5 separate regions of the Mus musculus genome follow, and all the other regions are linked to region 1. A link is a loop called in an ENCODE intact Hi-C map of the cell type or tissue named here. Cell type or tissue: left cerebral cortex. All regions are shown on one strand.

Region 1 (5,000 bases):
TTTGTCTCTGGGAACTGGTGACAGCCTACTCTTGCCTCCCTGGCTTCTGGCTTGTGATAAGGTCCATATAACTCTTTGGGACTGTCCTCTGTCACCTCCAACCTCATCCTCCCCCTGTCCCCATTGGCATTTAAAGCTGTAGCAATTCCAAACTACGCATTTCTGTTTGTTGTCTCTTGACTTTACATATGCTGTTCCCATTTCAGCTGACACCTTTCCAGGCTCTTCCATTTCCCATCACTCCCGTTCATCCTTTGAAGCCCCATGGGAAGACCCTCCAACCCAGAAACAGGTTGAAACGCCTTTTAGGATTTTGTAAGATTGTACCTGGCAGGGTCCAATCAGTGTGCATCTTTCTCCTTGAACCAGCAGCTTCTTCAGTCACAGTGGAAGGAGAACCTTGGGCGCTTGTCTAGAGACCGGACAGCTTGATTCGTGCAGGAGCGACCTCACAGCCCTCCCTAGCCTTAGACCCACCCATGACTCAAATGATGCCAGCTGCAAACTCCACCAGCCTGTTTCTCATAAATAGGCATTTTGGGGCCTTTTCTATGACTTGTGTTAGTCATGGCGAATTCTGATTTTTACAGCCCCCTGTTTTAGAGTGTGACGTTCCGGGCTGTAAAGATATAATCAGCTCTCATAAGAGATGGCTTCTCCAGCACTCAGGTGGTGGGAGGTTGGGTGGCGGCAGTATGATTGGAACTCTTAAGTATCTAAAGTGACTGTCGCAAGTCCCTGGAGCCACAATTCAATCAGCCTTTCCAAACACGAAATTCGACAGAGAGTGTTAAAAAGATGGCAGGAGATGAAAATGAGAGGGGGAAATGCTCAGGATGGAATTGGATTCTGATGTCACTTGATGGAAGTGTTGAAATGAGCAGCCTCCCCGCCCCCCGCCCCCCACCCCGCCATGCATCTTCTCCAGCTCCGATGAGATGGATGAAGATGAATGGAACCCGGGTTGCTTCCTGCTGTTCTGGAAGAACCACTCCAAGTTCTTTCTTTTTTCTCTCTCCTTCCTCACCCATCATCCCTCCTTTCGCCATGTTTCCTGGGTACCCACTGTGTGCTAGGTACCACCTTAGGGACTGGGGTATAACATTGAACAGTCAGATGTGGTCCTGATTTTTGGGGAGGGATTGTTTTGTTTTAGAAGTGTGTGTGTGTGTGTGTGTGTGTGTGTGTGGTGGTGGTGGTGGTGGTGGTGAGACAGGGTCTCACTATGTAGTTCTGGCTGGCCTATCCTCGAACTCTCAGAGATTTACCTGCCTCTGCCTTCCCACGTGCTAGTATTACAGATGTGAGCCACCATGCCTGTTCTTTTTCATGTTCAAGCCTTCCCCTACTGTCAGCCACCAGGCCTCCTGCTTCCAGTTTTTTTGGTCAGATGATGAACATTTCTCCCTCTTTTCCTCCCTCTCTCCCTCCCTCCCTCCCTCCCTCCCTCCCTTCCCCTCCCTTCCTCCTTCCCTACCTACCTTCCAGCAGTATGAAGTGCCACCATGCCCCAGAAATGGTGAGTGAGGCCAGGCACATGCATCATAGCGCAATTCTAAAGAGCACAGTTAAATTGTGGCCAGGCACAGCCTGCAAAGCTAACAAAAGGCAGAGCCACAGTCTCTGCCCTCCAGCCACTCTCCTGGCTGCCAGGCCTTTCCTGGCTCCATCAGTATAAAACAGCACGAGGCCATGAGGGTTATTGAATCATAGCTGGTTGGCCTGAGAGGAAGCCATTTAGTATCCATCCCTTTACAAGAGGAGAGGGGGCAGTCTTCAGAGGGATCCCTTACAGTGATAGGGCTGTCTAGAAGGGCAAGGAGGCATTGAGCTGTGTGGGGATTCTTAGCCTGGCCTCTGCCCTGTGGGACTGGACAGGAAGACACGAGTGGGCAGCATGGAGGTATTGTCAGACCTGGAGGAGATTGGTGGGGGCCGTGTGCTGGGACAAGGCTTGAGGGGGCATCAGGAGGGCTGTGGAAAATTAGCAGTGAGTCCCCAGCACAAATTAGGTCCTCATTACCTTTCTGCGCGTATGTGTTGCACGTGCGTGTTTGCATGTGTGTGCTTGCGTGTGTTCAATGGGTGCTCTTGTGCATGTGGAGGACAATGTCAGGTGTCTTCCTCAGGAACCATCTCAGCCTCTGCAACGAACTGCCAGGCCAGGAGGGCTCCGGCATGGCTGGATTAAGGTGCAGAGGACAGATTTGAACAGCAGGGGGCAGACCTGAGCAAGGTGCCAGAAGTGTGGGGGAGGAGGGACAGGGTGGGGGAACACTTCACAGACCTCTGGGCTGCTGGAGGCAGCAAGGGGGCAGGTTGATGTCAGGCCCAGTGAGAGGCAAGGCATCAGGGAACAATCTGGAAGCTGCAGACTCAGTGGTCTGGGGAAGGACTGGGCTACAGAAATAGCACCGGCAGCCTGGCAAGGAGCCGCCATGCCTGTTTTGGCCAACAGAAGCCTCGGAGGAGAGGGGCAAGGGACACTGAAGCTGTGAGTGGACAGAAGCCCTGGGGAGATGGGGCTCCAGTGTAGGGCCTCTGACAAGCTCATTGTCACATAATTAAAACATCCATATTTGAAATGTAAATAGAATTTGGAGCTGGGGAGATGGCACCGTGGATACGTGTACAAACACGGGGATCTAAATCCTCTCTCCAGAACCCTTACAGGTGACACCACAAAGTTGCTTTATCCACAGGAATGCTGTGACACTTGCAGCCACCACCACCCCCCCCCCCAAATAATAAATATAGAATTAAACTTTTAAAATTTGGGTTCAGAAAGATGTTTAGGAAAAACATAGTCAAGAATGTAACAGTGGAATCAGTACCACCCTCCCCAATGCTAGTATGTTACAAAGTCTCTTATTCCCTGCAGGTCCCCATTTCCAGGGAGGGTTGTAGCATTGGCTTCAAAGTGGGCTCTGACTGCTGGCAGTGATACACTGCCTCTTGCCTTCTCCTGGCCCATAGAGGATTTGGTACAGTATCCGTGGCTCATCATTGAGCTGAGAATGAAGTTGTCTCCCTCCTTTCCTCCCTCCCTCCCTTCCTTCCTTCCTTCCTACATGTATAAGTGCTCTATCTGCATGTACTCCTGCGTGCCAGAAGAGGGCATCAGATCCCATCACAGATGGTTGTGAGCTACTGGCGATCGAACTCAGGACCTCTGGAAGAGCAGACAGCGCTTCCCCTCTTCCCCCACCCCTGGACACACGACACACACACACACACACACACACACACACACACACACACACACACACACACAAAGAAGCTTTCTTCATCCTCAAGAGAGAAAGCAAGCTCACTGATGCCTCACTTGAGAATGCTGTCATCTTGGGCCAGTTCTCTCTCAATTCATTTCAACTCAACTAGTCTCTTTCTCTGCTGCTCTTCCCTCCTCCTCTGCCGGGGGTAGGGTGGGGTGGTGGGTGGTGGTGGTAACCGTAGTGCTTGGCGCCCTATGCCAGGCCGAGGATCAGAGCTGAGTACCGGCCGAACTTGAAGAGTGGAGAGACCTGAACTGGGAGCACCATTTTGTCCGTGACCCTTGCGCCGGAAGCTCAATTCCAGACAGTGCTCTTAACCGCTGAGCCATCTCTCCAGTCGAATGAAGCGGGGTGGGAGGGGAGTGGGCCTTATGTGTGCGCATTCTGGAGTTCTCTCAGAGGCCTCAGAGCCAGAAATAAAACAAAACAGGACATACTGACGTCTTCTTTAAATAGTCACCCCAAAAGTACTGTGCAACTGTCCCCATCTTACAGAGGTAGGAACCGAGGCCCAGGAGATGACCTGCTTAATGTGAGGATGATATGGGTCTGAGCTGATGTTCAAGGGCAGACCCACTCAGCTCCAAAGCCCAGGTTCTTGTTTGGATTCACAATGGAGAACAATGACCAAGTTTGATATTAGGGTCCTGAGAACAGCCGGTCTCTTGTTTCAATTTGCAGAAACAGGAACTGGTCTCAGGGCTCCTGGCCCAGAAGCCACCACCAGCAGCCATTACCCCAGAGAAGAGATGTGTAAGGAAGTTGCTGACTCCAGGGGTCAGCGCTGGGCTCCCCTCCCCCCAAAGCTGTCCGCAATCCCCCCCCTAGATTTTTTCTCCAGGCTCCTATACCCTACCTGAGATGCTAGCTCAGAGCAGAGAGCCAAACCCAGCCATAAGCCAGGGGCTGAGCTCTGCCCTGAAGAATCATGTCCTTCATTTTGTCCCCTGCATTTTACACCACCATGTAAAAATTTCCATTAATTCCTCGGAATAAAATGTAGTGGCTGTTAATTTTTGACGCCTGGGAAGTAGCCAGCTGAATGCCTTTTTTATGCCTGAAACTATTTTCCACTATTAGGGAAGTGTAATAAAAAGTTGTCTTTCCTTGATTTTATTTTTTAATTAAGTGGGAAGTTCTGGGCAGCCCTGCTGCTGGAGCTGTGGCCTGCAGCTTGCAGTCTGAGGAAGTAACAGAGAAAGGACTAAAGCCTCTAGATACGGTCTCTACAGGGTCTCCCTCCCCTTTGTTAGGCATTTCAGCTAATCTCATTCCCACTGGGTCCTGGGAGCCTCCCCGGTTTGGGGGGGGCACCCACTCATCTCCAAATTTTTAACCTAGAATGACTCCTGTCTAAGGAAATACGGGGACAAAGTGTGGAGCAGAGACTGAAGCAAAGGCCATCCAGAGACTGCCCCACCTGGGGATCCATCCCATATGCAGACACCAAACCCAGACACTATAGCGGATGCCAAGAAGTGCTTGCTGAAGGGAGCCTGATATGGCTGTCTCCTGAGAGGCTCTGTCAGAGCCTGACAAATATAGAGGTGGATGCTGAAAGCCAACCATTGGACTGAGCACTGGGTCCCTGATGAAGGAGTTAGGGAAAGGACTGAAGGAGCTGAAGGGGTTTTACAACCCCATAGGAGGAATAACAATATCAACCAACCAACCCCTCTACCCCCCCAGCTCCCAGGGACTAAATCACCAGCCAGAGTACACATG
Region 2 (5,000 bases), 77 kb after region 1:
AGAAATATTTTCTAAGTTTCATTTTCCTCCAAAACTTCTACAACATCTTGTCTTTTGCTGTTGTCCCTAATGGTAACTAAGGAAAAAACAAACAAACAAACAAACAAAAACAAAGACGATGCCTGGCTTACCCTGGGATTTTAATAATTAGGAAGACTGGAGAGCTGGCTCAGTAGTTAAGCACTTGTTGCTCTTGCAGAGGACCTGAGTTGGTTTTCCAGTACCCGACAAGGTGGCTCACAACCACCTGTAACTCCAGTTCTAGGTGATCTGACGCCCTCTTCTGACCCCATCAGGCAATCAGGCACCAGGATTGCAAAACACCCATACACATAAGTCTTAAAAAATAATTAGGGGCCGGGCGTAGTGGAGTACGCCTTTAATCCCAGCACTCGGGAGGCAGAGGCAGGCAGATTTCTGAGTTCGAGGCCAGCTTGGTCTACAGAGTGAGTTCCAGGACAGCCAGGGCTACACAGAGAAACCCTGTCTTTAAAAAAAAAAAAATTAGAGAAAACGTAGCACAATCATTTAGCATGTAGACTCTAAAATTGGACTTCATCATTTTTCTAGCTGTGTGGTTTTGGGGAATTTAACCTCTTTTGTGACTGTCTCCTCACTTATGGGGATTTTAATAGTACTTATTTCATAAGACTGTTACAGGGGTTAAGCTTGAAGAGCAGTCAGTGCACTGCCTGGTAACTAACTAGTTAGTGCTGCATAACTGTTAGCTAGTGTTGCCAGCATATTTTCTTAGAAACATCGCCCTTCAAATTCTCATCTTGTGAGACTCTTCTGAGGTGATACTGAGAGTCTTCTTGACATTTCTTTGTTGGATTTGTTATGGTCAACCATAAAACAGACATTAAATGAGGGATCTACTATTTTTATGCATTGAAGACTGAACAAGACAGACAATAGCCTGTCCTTGCACTCATCACACTGTAGTGGAAGTGTGTTTGGCAGAGAGACAATCAGCTAATATACACATTTCAGATGGGACATTGTTCTGGAGAAGAATCTAACAAGAAAGAATACAGTAGTGAAAGGTGGCTATCTAAAATGTGGACAGGTAAGACAATTAATTGATTAATTAATTAAGACGGGGTTTCACTGTATAATCTTGGCTGGCCTGAAAGTTGGTATGTAGACTAGTAGCCTCAAACTCCCAAAGATCTCCCTGTCTCTGCTTCCCATGTGCTGGACTATTACTCCTGACCATGTAAGAGTTCTTTTTAGAAAGCCTGAAGATGGCTGGTCATAGTGGTACACACCTTTATTTTTTTCCTCATAGATTTATTTGTTTATTATATGTAAGTACACTGTAGCTGTCTTCAGACACTCCAGAATAGGGCATCAGATTTCAATACAGATGGTTGTAAGCTACCATGTGGTTGCTGGGATTTGAACTCAGGAGCTCCTGAAGGGCAATCGGTGATTTTAACCGCTGAGCCATCTCTCCAGCCCCTGGTATACACCTTTAATCCCAACATTTAGGAGACTGATGCAGGCAAATCTATGGTTGTTTGAGGACAGCCTGGTCTACATAGTGAGTTCTAGGATAGCTAGAGTGAGACTCTGTCTCAAACAAACAAAAACATTAAACAAACCAACAAACCCAAAACCTAAAACTTAAAAGAAAAAAAAAAGCTAAAGAAAAAAAGCACAAAAGAAACTGTTTAAATGGCAAGGAGCAAGCCATAGCAATATCTAGGAGAATAACATGAGGGCAAAAGCAAAGGCCCACAAGAAGCAGTATACCTGGCATTTTAGAAGACCAGGAAAAAAGCCAAGAAGTAACTGGAGCAAAATAGCAGACTAAAGCTTACAGTGTCAGGAGGGTGGCAGCGGGTGATAAGGTATTCAGGACCTTGTAGAATGTGCACAGAATTCCCAGTGGCAGCAGACTATCATCTGCAATCTTTTCTAATGGAAGCCACGACCGGAGCAGGGCACCAGTGGCAGCTTGCCTGACAGTGGGGCTGCAAGTTCAGAGAATGCTTCTCAGAGGAGGAGGCTCCTCCTGAATATGGGATGAGTGAAAAGGCTGCCTGAGGTGTTAGTTAATAGATTGCTATATCCAAAGTCTAGCGGTGGTGGCACATGAGGTGGAGGCCAGCCTGGTTTACAGAGTGAATTCCAGGAAAGCCAAGGCTACCCCGAGAAACCCTGTCTTGAAAAAACAAACGGACAAGGAAACCCAACAAAGAATAGATGGTATATTTGAGCAAATATAGGAAGACTGTTACACAGAGAGGGAAGTGAGGAGCTGGATAAAACCAGAAAAAGCAGAGGAGGTTGGTAGGGGCTGGACTGATTGATGGAAGTGTTTATTGATCACCATAGTAGGTCTGGAAACACAGTAATGTACAAAAACCAGTAAAGAATTCCTGGTCTTGGCGCTGGGGAGATGGTTTAGTGAGTAAGACTGATTGCTCTTCAAGGCTGAGAACCTGTTTGAATCACCCATTCCCGAACTCAAGAGGCCTGGCCTCGCTGTGATGCCAGCAGTTGGAAGGCAGAAGCAGGGAGGATTAGGAGTTCAAGATTATTCTCGGCTACAGAGCAAGTACAAAGCTGGCCCGGGCTACAGAGACCCTGCCTCAAACTCTGTCCTAATTCCCAACAGGTAATGAAATCACAGGTCTGAAGGGAATGGGGAATACAAATAAGTACGTCTCCAGCTTTCTGGGAGATTTGTGACTATAGCTGACAATGGTCCTCTTTGCTCTCAGAAGACCCCCTGATGGTCTGGAGAGGCAAATTGGGGATGTAAGTGGGAGAGACAGGAGACTGAAAAACTGATTCAAATGGGAGATCCTGACATGATAAATATTTAGGAGGAAGAACCAACACCCAGATTAAGTAAGAAAACATTTCATCCCATAAGGGCAAAACTACTTAATCAGGCTTTTTTTTTTTCCACCTTTGACGAGAGACCCCAGACATCGAAGCGTCTCCGCCCAACCCCAAGCCTTCCCAGCGAATGGTAGCATTCTAATTCCTAGAAAGTGAAATAACCGCTCCAATTGCTTCTGGCCCCTGCCGCACCGCCTCCAGCTAACAGAGAGGGCTCCATCTCCAGGCCTCGCCCAATCAAGCGCCACCCCCGCGCCGCGCTCCTCCCTTAGGATCTTCCTCCTTCCGGCTCCCGCCCAGGGTCTACCTCCGACTGTCCTGCCCGCGGTGTTACCAAGGCCCACCTCCTGCAGACCGGCGGCAACCTCTTAGCACCGCCTCCGCTTCCGTAGGCCCAAGCTCCGCCCCTCAGACTCCTCCCCTGGGCACGCTCTTCCCCCCCACCCCGGCTCCGCCCTCAGCCTGCTGCTCCTCCCTCGTGTCCTCCCGCCCGTCAGCCCTCGGGACCCCCTCCGCCCCGCCTTCAGCACCCGGCTGGTGGAAGCCACAAACTCCTTTCCCTCAGCCCCGCCTGCCTCCTCCGTCCCCCCACCCCACGCTAGACCCCGCCCCGGCCCCGCCCTCCTCCTCTGCGCGCCGAAGCTCTGGACCTTTCCAAAGCCCGGCGCGAGGGGTGTGCAGGGAGCCCACGCGTTTGGAGAGCCCGGCCCGTGCAGGGCGGCGCTGGGGACTGAGTGCTCGGGTGGCAGGATCCTATTCGGAGGACCGAGAGGAGAACCGGGTAGGAGCCGGGGCGGCGGGCAGGCCGAGTGCAGACGCCTGTCCAGCACTCCCCCTCCCCGCGCTCGCCCCATTGGTGGCGGCCGAGCGAAGGACTCGCGGCTGCGGGGCTCGCGCCTCTGTCAGTGCGGCGGGGCGCGCGAGCGGCGCGGGGTGCGGAGCCGAGGGAAGCCGAGGGGGCGGAAGCGGTCGCGACTCTCGCGCGTGTGCTCGGGCTCCTCACGCGGCGGCCAGGGCCGCCTCTTCCCTCCCGCCCTCCGAGAGCAGACGCGCCGTCGCCCTTCGGTGCCGCGCGGCTTCCTCCAGACCTCGGCGCGGGTGAGTGGGGGCCGCGGGCCGCTCCTGAGGAGTGCGGGCGGGCTGTTCCGTGTGCCTTTTTCGTTCCTCACCTCCTCGGGCGGGCCGGTGCCTATTTTTAGAAACTCTTTCTCTCCGCGGTCCCGGGAGTCCTGGGAGCCGGAGTAACTCTCGGCCCCCTCCCTCTGTGCTCCCTCCCGGGCCCGCCGCCCCGGGTCGCCTGCCCCGGGGCCACGCGCGCCCGCCCCTGGACGCCTGGTATTCGCAGCTCGCCTCCGGTCGGTCGGCCGGGCGCGGGCCGGGAGTTGGGGGTGGGCCGGTGCCCGCTCGGAAGTTGGAGTCTTTTGTGCTGCGCCCCGCCCCGACCGGCGAGGGGAGGAGGGGAGGGAGCGGAGGTTGCGCCGGGGAGGCCTCGGGCGGGCTGGGGCCTGGCTCTGGCCTGGATTGGGGCCCCGGGTTTCTTCCGGCTTTCCAGTCGGTCCAGCTCTTTGAGGTTCCCTTAGGCGCGCAAAACTGGTCCTTTCTTTTCCCTCACGGGTCTGTCTGAGCGCCTTTCTCGCTACCCTTGCCTAGCCTTTGCTCGGTGTCTTGTGGAGCGCGGAAGGGAACGGCCAGCCCTCGAACTGGGGGGCCGCGTCCCCCACTTTGCTCCAGCCCGAGCCTCAGTTTTCACCTGGGTGAAATGGGGTCAAGGAGGAACGCAGCCTCTCCGGGTGTTAGTGAATTCAGGGAGGGAGTTAGTACAGGGCAGAAGCGTTAAATGCCAACAGGTAACGTTTAACGAGACTGACCCAGGAACTTCGTGAATGTATCGCCTCATGTCCACACCGGTCTTCCAGAGCTGTCCCTGCTCACAGGAGCAGAAATCAAGGTTCAGAGACATGAAACCGCCGTAGAAGTACAAAGCTGTTAGTAACCGTTACTTATTTCCTGATAGGAAATCTCTTTGTGCAGAGGGCATTTTGATTTACCGTTAGTCTTAACACCGTATAGGTAAGAAAGGTAGGCTCCTCTCTGAGACATTGACTGAGAGACAGGGACTGATCTGCCATAGATAAAATCTCCTT
Region 3 (5,000 bases), 140 kb after region 1:
GCATGTATGTCTGTGGAAGGGTACTGGAAACCCTAGAACTAGTTATAGACAGGTGTGAGTTGCCATGTGGATGCTGGGAAGTGAATCCTGGTCCTCTGGAAGAGCAGCCAGTGTTCTTAACTACTGAGCTATCTTTCCAACCTCTGACTTAAATTTCTTTAAAAATTCCATGTATGTATGTATGTATGTATGTATGTATGTATGTATGTAGTCAGTCAGTCTGTCTGTCTGTGGGTGCACATGTGGATGTCAGAACAGCAGGCCAGAAATGGTTCTCTTGTAAATGTCCTATAGATATAACAAGCATAGGTCTTCAGGCTTGGTGGCATGTGTCTTTACCAGCTGGGCCATCTCACTGGCTTCCTGGGTACTCTCTCTGGCCATAGAAGAATAGCTTCACCATTGAGGATTTTGAAGCCTAATAAGTGTGAGGGACACGGCCAAGCCTACAAGTTGACAGGACTAGCTTTGGAACTCAATTCTACCTAACTCAAAAGTTTATGTTGGTCTATTTCATTTTATTTTGTCTTTGTTTTGAGGAAAAACAAAACTAACAATCAAAAGCTAGGTTCCAAGAAAAAAAGACTTTTAGTTTTTGAGACAGGGTCTCACTATGTAGCCCTGGCTGGCCCGGAACTCACTGTGTAAACTACTCTGACCTCAGCTACTGCTGAGATTAAGGGCATGTGCCACCATACTTGGTGCAAGAGGGCTTCCTGACAAACAGAGTACTATTTTTTTTCCTCAGCAAGGTCAGCATGGGGAACACTCAATAATGGTTGTTAAATATGAGGTATAGAAATTGGGCAGTAATAGAAATGGTATAATCCTGTATCTTTTGAATAGTTTGTTACAGATGCAATGGAGCACTTTCACATCGATTAGCCTATTTGATGACAAGGCAGGTCTGAAAAGATAATTAGGGAGATGCTTTCTGTTTTCAGAATAAGGGTGTTATTGTTTGTAGAAATGGCATGATTTGTTTGGGTCACATGAACAGACAAGCCAAAGTAGAGCCTCATGGCTCTGTACTGTAGCCAGTTCAGCCTGCGCTTCTGTGTTTGGGTAACTGAGAGCTGGGGTTTCTCTTGGGAGTGGAGATTGTCAGTACTACTTGGGAAATTAGGCCTGTCTGGCCAGTAATGATCATTTGAGCAGTGTTAATGAGTGGGGGCCTGATGAGTTTAATGAGATTAATAGATGTTCTGTCATCCATGGCTGCCTGGTAACCAGGATCTCTGAACTAAGGAGTCCTTAGATACTGATCTGACTGATTGCTTGGCTTTCACCAGAGATAGTCCCATATCACTGACAGCTACTTACTGCTTGCTGTCCCAGGGCTATCTAAGGGCAAAGGGAGGAGAACAGAACCAGAAATAACCCATCAGGACTGGCTAAAACTAAGCAGCATTGGTGCAACAAGACCAAGAGTAGCAACTCCTCCTTGCAGATGAACAAGGAACAGGTCCAGTCGTGGGCAGGTTTAAATGCTAGAGGCAGGGTTGGAAGCCAGAGTCAGGTTTACAGCAGATTAGTCTTGATTGTAGAATGTCAAGTCTCCTTGACTATCAAGTTAGGTAGTTGTTTGCTGAAAACTATATTGATATTTTAGGATTCCCAGAAAGAGTCTAGATGTGGTAGTCCAGTACTTGTGATGAGGTCATTCTGGGCTATATAGCAAGTTGAAGGCATGCTATTTTGTCTTTTTAAAAAGCGGAAAGGAGCTGGGCAGTGGTGGCACACGCCTTTAATCCTCGCACTTGGAAGGCAGAGGCAGGTGGATTTTTGAGTTCAAGGCCAGCCTGGTCTACAGAATGCCAGGACAGCCAGGGCTGTACAGAGAAACCCTGTTCTCACCTCCCCTCTCCCTCCCCCCCAAAATAGTGGAAAGGAGATAAAGGGGGGGAAAGCATAAAATAGGGGTGTTTTTTAAGCTGGGGATGGTTGGTTTGTGAAGGTGGACATTTGGAAAACTAGGCCTGGAAGCTAGGTAATATGGCACACACTTCTGTAGTACCATTCAACTCTCTAGACATTTGACCTCTTGGGTGTAGGGAATCTACAGAATAACATGCAGCCTGCATGCCACAGCATTATACAAGACTTAAAAATCAACTGGGAGGATACAGACTGGAAGTTTGGGGTTTGGATACCAGAGCATGTTCTACTTAGCAGTCACATGCTACTTCCTGTGTCATCTCTAGAGATGAGAACAGGGTGACATGGTTGACTCTTTGGTGTCCTAAGAATGTGTTCTATTCTGATCACAACTCTAGAATGGTCTCATTGGTGGTGGTATTAGTAGAATAGACAAACATACAGTTATACTAATATTTGATCTTGTAAAAGCCTCCACAGTTTGCAAAGTTCTTTTATATTTATTGTCCCAACTCAGATGAGGAGAGATGGTTGACAGAGCCAACCCTGAAGGACTGTTCTCCAGCAAACCAGTGAATGCTTCCTTAGTGTGTCAGAGGTTCCTAACAGTTTGAGGAGATCTGCAACTAACCTGTCCCTGTCAGATAAATTGCGAAGCTACTGCCATTATATCCAAACTATCATCTCTCCCTCTCCTTTCTCAGTCCATACCCTGGGCCTGGATGGCTCTCTCCTACCAAACAAAGTGGCATCTCTCTGGCTAAAACTTGATAGTTTTGAGCAGGATCAGTCTTCTAGTGTCACACAGGTCCCTTATAAAAGTTGCTTTTTATTTGTGGATGGACAAGGAACCTTTGAATGACTCAGTATCCGATAGGACTGTTGTAACTGAAAAATAGGGATTGTTAAGCATTTCCTGTTGCTTGTGCAGAATGTGGTGTGTGCTCATGGTAATCAAATGAATCTTCTTTGTGTCCCTCACTGCTTTATAAATGGTGGTGATTGTGGTATAAAAGTAAACTTATTAACAAGAGCCGGTCTCTTCCAAGTTCTAAAGATCACACCAGCTCTTCCTTAGTAGCAGCAAGATAAGCTCTGAGCCCCTTGCTTTGATAGTACACATCTGACTCCTGTCAGTCCATCAAGTTTATCATAAACTCAGATCTAGGAGCAGTTTCTTTTCCTTATCAGATGTCATGGTTCAGCTTGTGATTTATTTGAAAACAGTGCCACCAGCTGGTGAGAACCAGCCAACTTGAAGATAGGTTGTCTACAAAGTAGCATACAGAGAAGACATTCAGAAAGATAACAGTTTTCTTCAGCTTGCATTCTTACCTAATTCTCTGACACCCCCTTAATATATATTTTAATATATATTAAGTATAATAAACAGGCAGGCTGATGAAAGGTTTTATTTATTTATTTAAATATATTTTGCTTGGTTAGATGATACTGGAATTGTACAAACCTGCATCAGTAGGCAGAACACAGCCAGTAGGTACAAATGCCAAGTCCAAACTGCAAGCTAATCCTACTGGAATTAATATCTCCTTCTTCTCTTTCTCCTGGGGCTATGCCAAGGTATAAATATACTGCAGAGGGGCCTTGTGAGTTAACTAGCTTGATTGTCAGAATGGAGAGAATGAAGAGTACTTGTAGGGAGGGTCAGTAAGGGCCTGGAGTCTCAGATTTCTTTTTTTTTTTTTTAAAGACAGGATTTCCCAGGCTGATCTGATATTCAACATGTGGGCCAGGTTGGCCTTGAACTCTACCTCTTCTGAGTGCTGGGATTAAAATTGTGCTTCATTGTGGCTAAGGGCATATATTTTAAAAAGTCAGGTATTAAGATATGCATTGTAATTCCAGTGCTGGAGGAGGCAAAGTTAGGCTTGCTGGCTAGGCAGGTTGGCCTATTTAGTGACGTTAGAACAGTGAAAAACAGTCCTACAAGACAAAACAATAGACAGGTAGACAAAGGAGTGGTACCAAAGTTTGTCTGCTGATCTACATGACCTACATCTATATACCCACACAAGAGCAAGTTGCTAACTCGTCTCTAAACCTAACAGATTTCAAATCAGTATAATGTGGATAACCAATAAATTATTAAAGACCATCCTGAGATAAACACGCTATCTTAAGTATTTAAATTGGCTTTACTTCTAGGAAGCAGAGTGATGAAGTTGACAGAAGTGAGTTTTAAACATGTCTAAGTACCTCATATTAGCAAATTAATAATTCTACCAGGTTTTGGTTTTTGTTTTTTTTAACTAGAGTCTGTAGTAAACTATATTTACCCATGAGTTCTTGGGCTTATTCAGTATTATATGCTACCCTTAGCCTGCAGTGAGTACTTGGTAAGGCCTCTGTAAGCACACCTTTTGCAGAATGGCTGGCTCAATGAAGACTTCACTGGCTAGGTTAGTAAGATGAGGTACATTTAGATCAGACTGAGCAATTTTCATAATAGGGGATTGTTCCCTAGCAAGCATCTCTTAAAATTTTCATGTATCCTCTTTGCTATGGTTCTACATTGATGGAACAAAACAAAAAGCTGTAGAAAGTTATTAAAATTAATTTTACAGTGGGGTATTAAGTGGACTGGTGAGTCTCAGCCTTATAATCTTCCAATGTTGGTTTTTCCCACGTGGTATTATGAGAGTACCAAATGAAGGAATGTTATAAAGCACCTAGTATAAGATTAGCAGCCATTGTCAACTCCTGGTAAAGTAGCAAGAAAACAAGATGTATGAACAGAGAGGGATGGGTGCCATAGGGATGAGAGTGTGTAGCAAGGCAAGGAGCAGTCCAGGTCATTAAGGATGTGGGCCATGAACGGAACTGAGCCTAGCCTGGGAACCCAGTTTCACATTGGCATTCATTCTCTTTTCAGGTGAACACCATGTCCTTGAAGATTCAGACCAGCAATGTAACCAACAAGAATGACCCTAAGTCCATCAACTCTCGGGTCTTCATCGGAAATCTAAACACAGCTGTGGTGAAGAAGTCAGATGTGGAGACCATCTTTTCCAAGTACGGCCGAGTGGCTGGTTGCTCTGTGCACAAAGGCTATGCTTTTGTCCAGTATGCCAATGAGCGCCATGCCCGGGCAGCTGTGCTGG
Region 4 (5,000 bases), 61 kb after region 1:
TCTTCCCCTCAGCACTCTCTTCTTTATTTCCCCCGTGCATAATCATTCATTGCTGCTCCAGCACCATTTGTCTAAAAAAAAAAAGAACATCCTTCAAAAGCAGGCCTGGTGGCACACGCATGAAATCCCAGCGCTTGGGAGGTGCAGGCAGGAGGATCAGAAGCCGAAGGACACCCTCGACTTCTGTCTTTAAAAAAAAGGAGTTGCGGGGCCGTCCTCCTTCCACTGAATTATTTTGCACCTGTTCCAAGAAAAACCAGTGTGGTATATTTGTGCTAGTTTATCTTTGGATTCTTCATTCTGTGTTACCGATCTCTGTGCCAAGCCTCTATCCTGTGATTACCATGCCATCATAGTAGGCTTTATATCATGTAGAGTAAGTCCTCCCATTTTTCCTGCTTCTCAGTACTGATTTAGATCTCTTTCACTTGACTACGTTAAAAAAAAAAATGCCTTGCTAGGAATTTGACAGTACTTGCATAAAAGCTATAGATTTGAGAGGATTAACATTTTTGCTATACCAAGTCTTCCAGTTAAGGGAATAATATAACTACTGGAGTAGTAGCTCAGTGGTAGAATGGTTCACCAGCCTCTATGAGGTCCTGGGTTCAATCCCTGGTAATAGGAAAAAAAAAAAATCCTGCAACCATCAAGTTGAGATACTGTATGGGCCAGCCAGGCTTAAGTAGCAAGATCCTTCCTCAACAGATAAGCAAAGAAAAAAACAAAAGCACGAAGTGATGCCAGGCACAGTGCACACCTGAGATTCCAGCTGTGACCACAGCTATAGGCCCTGCTCACATTATAATTTTTGTTTTATTTTATCTTTCTAAGTACTAAAAAGTACTATAGACCCCAGGTCTTATGTATTCTAGACAAGTGTTCTAACACAGTTATACCCCTAGTCCCACATTGCAGTTTTTAAAGTCACAGAAGTGTCTAACACCTCAACTGTGTGCCGTGATGTTCAAAGTACTATTTAATTGACATGTATTTGGGGAAAAAAAGCAGAAGGATCAAGAAATAAGAATAAGAAGTATTTATTTATTTATTTATTTATTTATTTATTTATTTATTTATTAAAAGATTTTATTTATTATATCTAAATTCACTGTAGCTGTCTTCAGATACACCAGAAGAGGGCGTCAGATCTCATTACAGATGGTTGTGAGCTACCATGTGGTTGCTGGGATTTGAACTCAGGGCCTTTGGAAGAGCAGCCAGTGCTCTTAACCTCTGAGCCATCTCTCCAGCCCCCAAGAAGTTTGTTTTTTAAAAAAATGGTTTAGTTATTGTTAGTGTCAGACTGTATCTTAAGTATAGAAATCTCTTGGTTTTGGTTTTGGTTTTAGTGTGTGTGTGCTTGTGTGTGCATTCGCCTGACAGGTTTAAAATTACAGTCTTTGATCTAGTTTATACAGTTGAGAATTTCTTACTTTTTTTTTGCCTCTGGTTGCCTCCATGTTTCCCCAGAAACCTTTCTCTGAAGAAGTCTGCAAACTTCATTCCTGATTGACGGGTGAGACAGTTAACATTCGTGGAGGTGATCCTACATGCAGGTTTATCAGAGAGACTGTTACAGACACTGCCAAAATAGCTTCCTAGCCCAGTCACAAGGAACTGCATTCTTCCTAGAGAAGATGGATGCAGAACCACAAGTTCACAGGGGTTTTCCATGTTGCCCAAGTCCTTTGGAGACAATGGAGGTGGCCTGTGCACAGAATAAGTAGCAGGGGAGGAAAACAGAGTCTGGGGAATTACTTCTTTCACAATCGCACTATCAAGCCTGGTCTTTGTTCCTCAATGTTGCTTACTTGAGAAGTGGCCTGGGAAAAGGTCAGTCATAGCCTGACATTCTCGGTTCATCGAGCAGGAACGGAGAGGGATGCTCACAGTCCACGTACACCCACCGCACAAGTCCCACAACCAGGTCCAGCCTAGGCGGCCTGTGGGCTTCCAGACTTGAAACTGCATTATCCACTTCTCTACTCTGAAAGCAACTGGTTAGTAATGCTGGGGCATTACTGGGTTCATCTTGACTTCATTTTAATTGACAATAACAGAAGCTGAGGGCTAGAGATATGATCAGTGGTTAAGAGTGCTGGCTGCTCTTCCAGAGGACCCAAATTTGGTTCTCACCATAAAAGTTGTAACTTTAGTTCCAAGGGATGTGATGCCCTCTTCTAGGTTCTGCAGGAACCAGGCATACACGTGGTACGCAGACAAACACCAATATCTATAAATAAAATACAAATTAAATTTAAAAGAGTTGAGCAAATGGTTTGCTCAATACTTCAATACTTATTTATTTATTTATTCTGAGACAGGGTAGCCCAGGCTATTCTTACTCTGTAGTCCAGGCTGCCCTGGAGTTCACTATATAGTCCAGGCTGTCCATGGTGATCAATCTGCCTCAGCCTCTTGAATTCTAGGAGTATAGGCATGAGACACTGAGTCCAGGTTCAGTGATTTTAATATTTTTAGCAAAATAACCCACATTTTTCTGGGCCTTTCCAATTTTGGTGGTCAAAGGAAATCTTACAGATAGCTTGTGTCAATGAGTTATTGCTAAAGTAATTTCACTGGACAATTGAAACAAACTCCCTCAGGTCTTGAGAGGTGGCTCAGCAATTAAGAGCATTGGCTGCTCTTGCAAAGGACCCAGGTTTCCATGGCAACTAACAGTGGTCTGTAACACCAGTTTAAGGGCTTCCAATGCCCCCTTCTGGCCTTTGTGGGAACTGCACACATGTGGTGCACAGACAAACACAGACAAAACATCATAAACAAAACACTTTAAAACAAAACAAAACACACTCCACTGGCATATGACTATATCACTGTAGTGTTTGGGGTCTCCTGGTCAGCAGGGTGGCTAGGCTTACTGTATTTCCCATTCTCCTCCCGGGGTCACAGGTTAACCTGAGCTTATTTAAGGATTGGAATTGATGGAATTGCAGAAGAATGTGCCCAGCAGTGCAGCATCTTTTAGATCCCTTTTCCCACATCTGGTGATATTCTACCAACCAAAGCAAGTCTGATGGCCAAGCTCAGGATCAAGACAAGGAAGTTATGGACCATCTAAGGAGGCAGAGGGAAGGCCATGTTCCAGGCATCAGCAGGATCCATCACCTATCATTTATCTTATAACAGTTTTTATTCACATGGGACCTCAAGCCCTCTTTATAAATCTTCCCTATGTTCCCTCCTAGTCTAAAATACCACAATGCAATTAACCCTCAAAATAATGAATATTCACAATAGTTTCCTCTTGAATAGGGCTTTAGAAAAATTCATGCACATTTTTCTAATTAACCAGCATCTCTTCCCAATAATAAAGAAATTAGACATTGCAGCATTGATGCAGAGTTAGGGCCTCCTCCTCTGCCCAGCAGGCTGGGGCTGGCTCTGAGAGGACTCAGCAGTAGCTCAGTGCTTTCTGTTCAGGATTTTCACACACACACAAGAGCTTCTGTTTGGGAGGAATTGTGCATTGTGCAGTTTCTCATAAAGAATGGTTCTGTTCTAGTTTTTATGGTTACAGAAGGTTACAAGACATAACAAATTCATTAATAAATGACCCAAAAAAGGAGAGAGAGCATAAGAGGCTGAACAATACTTAAGACCCTCTTGGTTGAAGAGAACAGATTTAGGGAATGGGATTGACAGGGGAGTTATACAATATGGCAGCTGACCTGGGGAATGCTGCCTCACATTAACACCTTTCCTTGAAGATTTTTTCTTTTATCACTTACATGTGTGGGAGCTGGGTGGGGGGGGGTTATATGTATTCCTAGGAGGTCCATAAAGGATTTTAAGTACTTGAAGACCACCTATTGGCAGCCATCATTAAGAAAGATGCTTCTCTCTAGTCCCACCCACACCAGTGAACAGGTGACCATCTGTTGCCTCGGAGGCCTCCTGGAGGCTTCTCTCCCATTTGGGGGGATATATGCATTGGCCAAGGGTTCTTTGTTGGGATAAACCCAATTGCTATTAGTCTGAGCAAGATGAGGATTTATTGGTCTATATGTGGCCTGTATATTGTTCTATATGAGTGGAGCAGAACAGATCTGAGGAGTACCTGGATCCAGAAATCCAGACTCCTTGAGGTTCTTCTCTTCTCCACAGGGAGAAGAATGTGCACAATGGAGACTCCAGAGTTACAGCCTTTGGGTTCTAGTAACTTCTGGAGGACAAAGAACATATCACTTTAGTAAAGTTTTCACCTTGTGTAAGAAGGAGATGCCATTAACTGGCCTGAATCCCTTTGAATAGCCCTTGCTGATGGGTTGGACCAATCATTAGCAGAATACAGGTGAGGAACACTGGGAAAAAAAATCACAGGAAATCACAAGACCCCATGATCCTCTGAGACCAGAACAGGAAGTGAATGGGAAACTGTCTCAGTTACTTTTTTTTTTCTTTTTGTTTTTTGAGACTGGGTCTCTCTATGTAGTCCTGGATGTCCTAAAACTTACTATGTAGGCCAGGCTGGCCTTGAACTCACAGAGGTTCGCCGGCTTCTGTCTCCAGAGTGCTGAGAACAAAGGCTTGCCCCACCACACCTGTCCCTTACTTTTCTATCTGAGGGGATAAAACACTGCAATCAGGATGACTTATAGAAGGAGTCCATCACTGTCATGGTGGGAAACTATTTCAGTGGGTGGCAGAGATGGTGGGCTGGAGCCATAGCTGGAAGCTCATATCTCTAACAATAACAGGAAACAGAGAGAGCAAACTCAAAATGGTGCAAGTGACACACATCCACCGGGAAGGCTGTATCTCCTAAGCTCCCCCAATCATGACCACCAAGTGGGGACCAGATATTCAAATATGAGAGCCCGGCAGGGGTCACTCTCATTCAAGCCACACACAGACCTGTGCCCAGCCAGCACCTTAGGAGGCTGGTGTGTGTATTGTGTTGGAGGAGGGGGGCTGTGATCTAGAAGTTCTTCCTACACTACTGTGACACTACTGTGACACTGCTGTAAAACAGT
Region 5 (5,000 bases), 230 kb after region 1:
AGGTATGTGTCAGATGATCAACAAGATTCACTGAGAGGAAATTGGATGGAGTGGTGAGGAGGTGAAGGCTAGGGGGAACTGGTCACTTCCCAGAAGGGATCAAAGCCACTAAGGGCTCTCTGAAGGGATGCCAGCAAGCTAAGGAAAATGTGCAAGCCCTCTCCTTATGTAGCTGCATGCTTCACAACTTTTCCATCACTTGTTCCTGTTCAGGACCAGTGTGGCTGCTCACCCTCTGCATGAAAGGCTTTCTTAGCACATACCCCCATGGCTGGACTCTTCCCTCTGAGATTCTATTGTTCTTTGTACCACGTGACCCCCTTTCCTTCCTAGAATCCCTAGTCATTGAAATCCCCTTTGTTTACCTATCTTGGTCTCCTGTTCCCCCTGCAGTCTAAGTGCTAGGAAAGTGTCCTTTGCTGCTGCCTACCCAGTGCCTACAACATCACCCACAGAGCAGCAGGTTGATAAAAGTCACAAATGAGCAGGCAGCCAGGCCTAGGAAAGTTGGCCCTAGACAGCCAGATGAAATCGTAATGGGATGCAGATGGCCAGGAGGACTATAAATGATAAGAGAGGAAATTGGGAGCAGTTACCTAAATCTCCTGGGAAGTGGAAATAGAAAGTGAAAATAAAAGAATAACCACATTTTGCCTGATGTCTTCCAGCTTTGATCATATCCAGCAGGGTTGAACACCGGGCTCCTATGTGCTCAGTGTTAGGCTGAGCTACCGCTAACGAGATAGCCTTAAGATAATGAGGCAAAGCAACCTCAGCACGGCCTCTTGGCTGAGTGTTTAAAGCCCACACTGAGTTCACCATCTAACAGGAAAACACAGCTAAAGCCCGGCTACGTGAAAATGGGGAAGGAACCACAAGGTTGTGTATGAACTCCAAGGGGAAGGAAAGAGTCGGGGGAAACTATGGGAGAGACTGGGGGAGGAGGTGGGGTGAGTCCAGGCTGGCCTTGAACTTCTGATCTTTCTTCCTCTGTCTCCCAGTTGCTAGAGCTACAGGTACGTACCACTGTGCTCGGCTCTAGGACGTTTCATTTAGGACATAAAGATAGATAAAGAATTCATCAGGCAGAGAGACAGAAAATGTATTTCAGATGAGGTGACCATGTGAGAAAAGGGTATGGAAGCTTAGAGTACTCCCTATGCTCAGAGGACAGCAAGCAACCATCCCAGAAACAGGGCACGGGATCAATCAACAGATTTTTAAAAAAAATCACCCCAGGGTGTTAGAGCTGGAAGCTGATTTTGACTGAGGGAAAAGGGACTCTTGAGGTTAGCGAAGAGAGAGCTTCCTGAGCGGGGCTTGAGATGGTGATAAAGAGAGGTGAGTCCTTGTGAGGCCAAGTCTGACTGCAGCCCTTTCACTGATGCCTAGGGCCACATTGTTTTGAATGGGGCGCCTGTGTGCTCAGAGGGGCGGGCACAGACACTGCTGATTCCCAGCCTCCGCCCCAGGCATTCATCAGGCAAAGACGCCAACCTAGAGTAGAGGCCTGATATAACCACTGGGAGCAACGCACCAAGGACAGCAGGCACCGGTTGAGCAATCGATGTCTTTTCCTAAATAGCTAAAAGCTCCTAAAAGCGGGGAGGGGGTATTTCTTCCATCCATCGTTCATGGAGAGCCAGGAGCTAAGAAAGAACTAAGAAAATGGGACGTCTCCACAACCTGCACTTGTTAACAGTATTTAAGACCAGCCTGTGCTCTTTAAATCAGATGTTTGTTGGCTCAAAGATGCCTCCAGTCTTATTTAACTCTGCCTCGTGGAAATTGGAACCTGGACATTTCCGGGATGTACACAAGTGGGTGTGTTATGTGAATGAGTGTCACCCCAGGCCCCAGATCCCCGTTCCTCCCTAACCAATTCAGTGGGAACCTGAAATAAGGATGAACTCAGACGAGGACCTGAAGAGAAAGGAAAGGAAACTACTGGGCAGAACCAACTCTGAAATGGGCCTCAAACTCGGCGGCTGCAAAACCTATCCGCGAGACTGCACTGCCCCCAGGCGGCCACAGCGCTCTGCTCCGGAGACTTCCTGATGGATCTCATCACAGACTCAGTAGAGGGAAGACAAGAGGAAAGACCTTGTATATTTGTTTCTGGGCTCAAGCTGTTACCTGTTATCAGTTATTTTCCTCCATCTCCTCCCCGCTTTCCTTATTCCTTCTTTTTCCCCTTCCTTCCCCAGGAGTCAGCGTTCCTCCGGTTGTCCGGCTTGGTGGCAAACACCCGCACCCATCATACACCTCATTACTACTCAATGGTTTTCCTATTCATTTTCTCCATTTGTCTCTTTCTTTTCTTTTCTTCTTTTCCTTCTCCTCCTCCTCCTTCTTTTTACAAAGTGTTAACACAGAGATGCACTTTAAATCTGAGCACCCCTATGATGGGGTGAAACAACATAATGGGAACAATTCTATCCATTTTCTTAAGTGTGTGTGTATGTGATGCATATGAATGTATGCAGGTGTGTCTGCACATACATGTGGATGTGTACAGAAGCCAGAGGTAAATTTGAGATATTTTCTTCTATCATTACCCATATTATTTTTTGAGGCCTGGTCTCTCATTGAACCTGGCATTGCCACTTCAACCGGCAAGCTCTTAGGGTCTGCCTGTCTCCTCCAACCCTGCTCTGCTGTGGCTACAGATGTTCACAGCTGCTGTACTTGACTTACTACGTGGGTCCTGGACATCCAAGCTCAGGTCCTCATGCTTCTCCAGCGGGCAACCCTCTGAGCCAAGGAGAGAGGGGATAGGTTCCTGGGTAAGAGCAGAGCTGCAGTGTGTCTATGGTCTATGGGTTAGAAAGGTTGTTGGGGGAACAGCAGAGCTGACAGGAGCCCTTCAGGGGGCTCAGCTCCTGCTCTGCCTGACTTTACAAGTCCTGAAGACAGCAGTTCAAAAGCCCCCACCGAGGAAGGGCTGGGAAGAAAGTTATCAGTTTCAGACTCCAAAATAATCTAGCACGAATAGCTGCCCTTCCTGAGTCCTGGGGGCTGATGGGAGGCATCAGGTCCCCTGGTCCTGGGAGAACATCTGAGGGACAGCATGGCACATGGCAGGAAAGAAAGATAAATGCTGCAAGGTGACGCCCATTCTCGTAGTAGAGTTCTCACTTTCTCTAGCTTCCTAGTCTCACGTCAGTCACCTATGATACCGCAATTTCTCTGTGTTTTATAATATTCTGCTTATCCCCAGGCTTTCTTGGATCCCTCATATTTTTCATTTGTGGATTCCCTAGGGTTTGCCCCATACTCAGAGAAACAGATAGATGGCTATGTAACCAGGTTAAAGTTACCAGAGGGAGAAGGTGTTGCAGGAAAATCTTGCACCTGCCCCTTACTGATTGAAAGAGCAAGTGTAAGTTATTGTGGGTTTTTTTTTTTTTTTAAACACACACAAAAACCAACTTCCTACGCCGGGCAGCGGTGGTGTACGCCTTTAATCCCAGCATTTAGGAGGCAGAGGCAGGCGGATTTCTGAGTTCAAGGCCAGCCTGGTCTACAAAGTGAGTTCAAGGACAGCCAGGGCTATCCAGAGAAAACTGGCCTTGAAAAACAAAAACAAAAACAATCCAAAACAGACAAACAAAACACCTTCCCTAGGGGCAGGGAGACGGCTCAGTTAGTAAGGCGCATGCCAAGCACAGAGGGTCTGGGCGTGACCCTCAGTGCCCTTGTGAAACAGGCTGGGTCTGTTATCCCAGAGTCAAGGAGGCAGAAACAGGAAGGTGCCTGGGATTCTCCGGCCAGTCAGTCCAGCCGATTCGCAAGCTCTAAGTTCAGTGAGGGACTCTAGATACAAACAAGGAACAACAACAACAACCAAAAAGGTGATGCATGATTAAAAAAGACACCCAGTATGGACCTCCAACCTACACAGACATACATACTTGTGCAACTGTGTGGGCACACAAACACGTATGTAGAAAACCCAAACCAAAGCCCCCTGCCCTGGTTCATTTTCTCACCTAAAAAATGTCTCATAGGTTGTTGTACTAGAGGACACTTCTAGTTCTCAATAAGTCAGGCTTTATCATTATAGTAGGTTTATCCTCTATGATAACTCCCCTTACTTATCTTTAAAAAAAACAATTCCACCATTAAAAGAATCTCATTAGGTTCAAGATTTAAAAAGCCCTGTTCATTGTAATCTCTTTAGGGAGAGGTTTGTTCCACATCCCTTATTACTGCCATGATCCTGAATCAGTTCAGGTCGAACAGGGAAGGAATTGGTGACAAGGACTCACTCTGTGTGGGTGGGAGCTGGGGGAAGGAAATGTTTACCAAACTCTGGCAGGAGGATTTCAATCACATCTCTGTCATCATCGTCGTCTATTTGATCTGTTCAGAGGACAACTTTAGGGAGTTGGTTCTCATCTACCACTGTGTTGAGGTAGCTAGCCTGCTTCATACTCCAGGCTAGCTCACCCAAGAATTTCTGGTTAGGGGCTGGCAAGATGGCTCAGTGGGTAAGTGTACTGACTGCTCTTCCGAAGGTCCTGAGTTCAAATCCCAGCAACCACATGGTGGCTCATAACCATCTGTAATGAGATCTGATGCCCTCTTCTGGTGTCTGAAGACAGCTACAGTGTACTTAATAAATAAATATTTGGACCTGAGAGAGTGGGGCTGACCAGAGCAAATAGGGTTGGCCGGAGCAATCAGAGGTCCTAAAAATTCAATTCCCAACAACCACATGAAGGCTCACAACCATCTGTACAGCTGCAGTGTACTCATATACATAAAATAAAATAAATAAACCTTAAAAAGAAAGAAAAAAAGAACAGAACTTCGGGTTGATTTTTTTGTCTCATCTCCTGTCTCACAGTAGAAGTGCTGGGATGGCAGATGTGCCCACCACATCTGGCCTTTTATTTTTACATCTGTGTGTGTGTGTGCGTGTGTAGGTGGTTATGTATGTGCTCTCAAGCTATGGAACACTGTGGAGGTCAGAGTACTTCTCCTTCCACCATGTG

What was found. A loop is a pair of places that touch in the nucleus more often than their neighbours do. Peaks named below come from ENCODE experiments on the same cell type or tissue, not always from the same donor. Only the 100,000 strongest peaks of a DNase experiment are listed, where the experiment ranks them.
Region 2: a loop joins it to region 1, with 7 times the contacts of the local background. A loop is called at or near these places in 3 of 42 quality-filtered maps.
Region 3: a loop joins it to region 1, with 6 times the contacts of the local background. A loop is called at or near these places in 33 of 42 quality-filtered maps.
Region 4: it touches region 1 in a loop (2.0-fold over the local background); 14 of 42 quality-filtered maps call a loop at or near these places.
Region 5: it touches region 1 in a loop (5-fold over the local background); 23 of 42 quality-filtered maps call a loop at or near these places.

What each region holds. Positions count from the first base shown.
Region 1 is chr2:154,710,181-154,715,180 of GRCm38, forward strand. It overlaps the pseudogene Gm14215. Among named protein-coding and RNA genes, the nearest start is that of Gm14216, 13 kb to the right of the region's middle. In left cerebral cortex, CTCF peaks have their summits at 2,209 (motif pointing right), 2,410 and 3,113 (motif pointing right); DNase peaks (open chromatin) are centred at 2,300, 3,119 and 3,846; H3K4me3 peaks cover 458 bases; H3K27ac peaks cover 322 bases.
Region 2 is chr2:154,787,595-154,792,594 of GRCm38, forward strand. Raly (hnRNP-associated with lethal yellow) reads left to right here and starts at 3,516. Exons shown (of 8, transcript NM_001139511.1): 1 at 3,516-3,954. In left cerebral cortex, a CTCF peak has its summit at 3,089 (motif pointing left); DNase peaks (open chromatin) are centred at 2,516, 3,253, 3,705 and 4,320; H3K4me3 peaks cover 2,459 bases; H3K27ac peaks cover 2,122 bases.
Region 3 is chr2:154,852,498-154,857,497 of GRCm38, forward strand. Raly (hnRNP-associated with lethal yellow) reads left to right here. Exons shown (of 8, transcript NM_001139511.1): 2 at 4,772-5,000. The coding sequence starts at 4,781. Among named protein-coding and RNA genes, the nearest start is that of Eif2s2, 38 kb to the right of the region's middle. In left cerebral cortex, a CTCF peak has its summit at 3,115 (motif pointing left); a DNase peak (open chromatin) is centred at 3,108.
Region 4 is chr2:154,771,494-154,776,493 of GRCm38, forward strand. The region is part of intron 2 of Gm38598 (a long non-coding RNA gene); the gene reads left to right. Among named protein-coding and RNA genes, the nearest start is that of Raly, 17 kb to the right of the region's middle. In left cerebral cortex, a CTCF peak has its summit at 2,739 (motif pointing left); a DNase peak (open chromatin) is centred at 271.
Region 5 is chr2:154,941,280-154,946,279 of GRCm38, forward strand. No RefSeq gene overlaps it. Among named protein-coding and RNA genes, the nearest start is that of Eif2s2, 51 kb to the left of the region's middle. In left cerebral cortex, a CTCF peak has its summit at 2,033 (motif pointing left); a DNase peak (open chromatin) is centred at 2,014.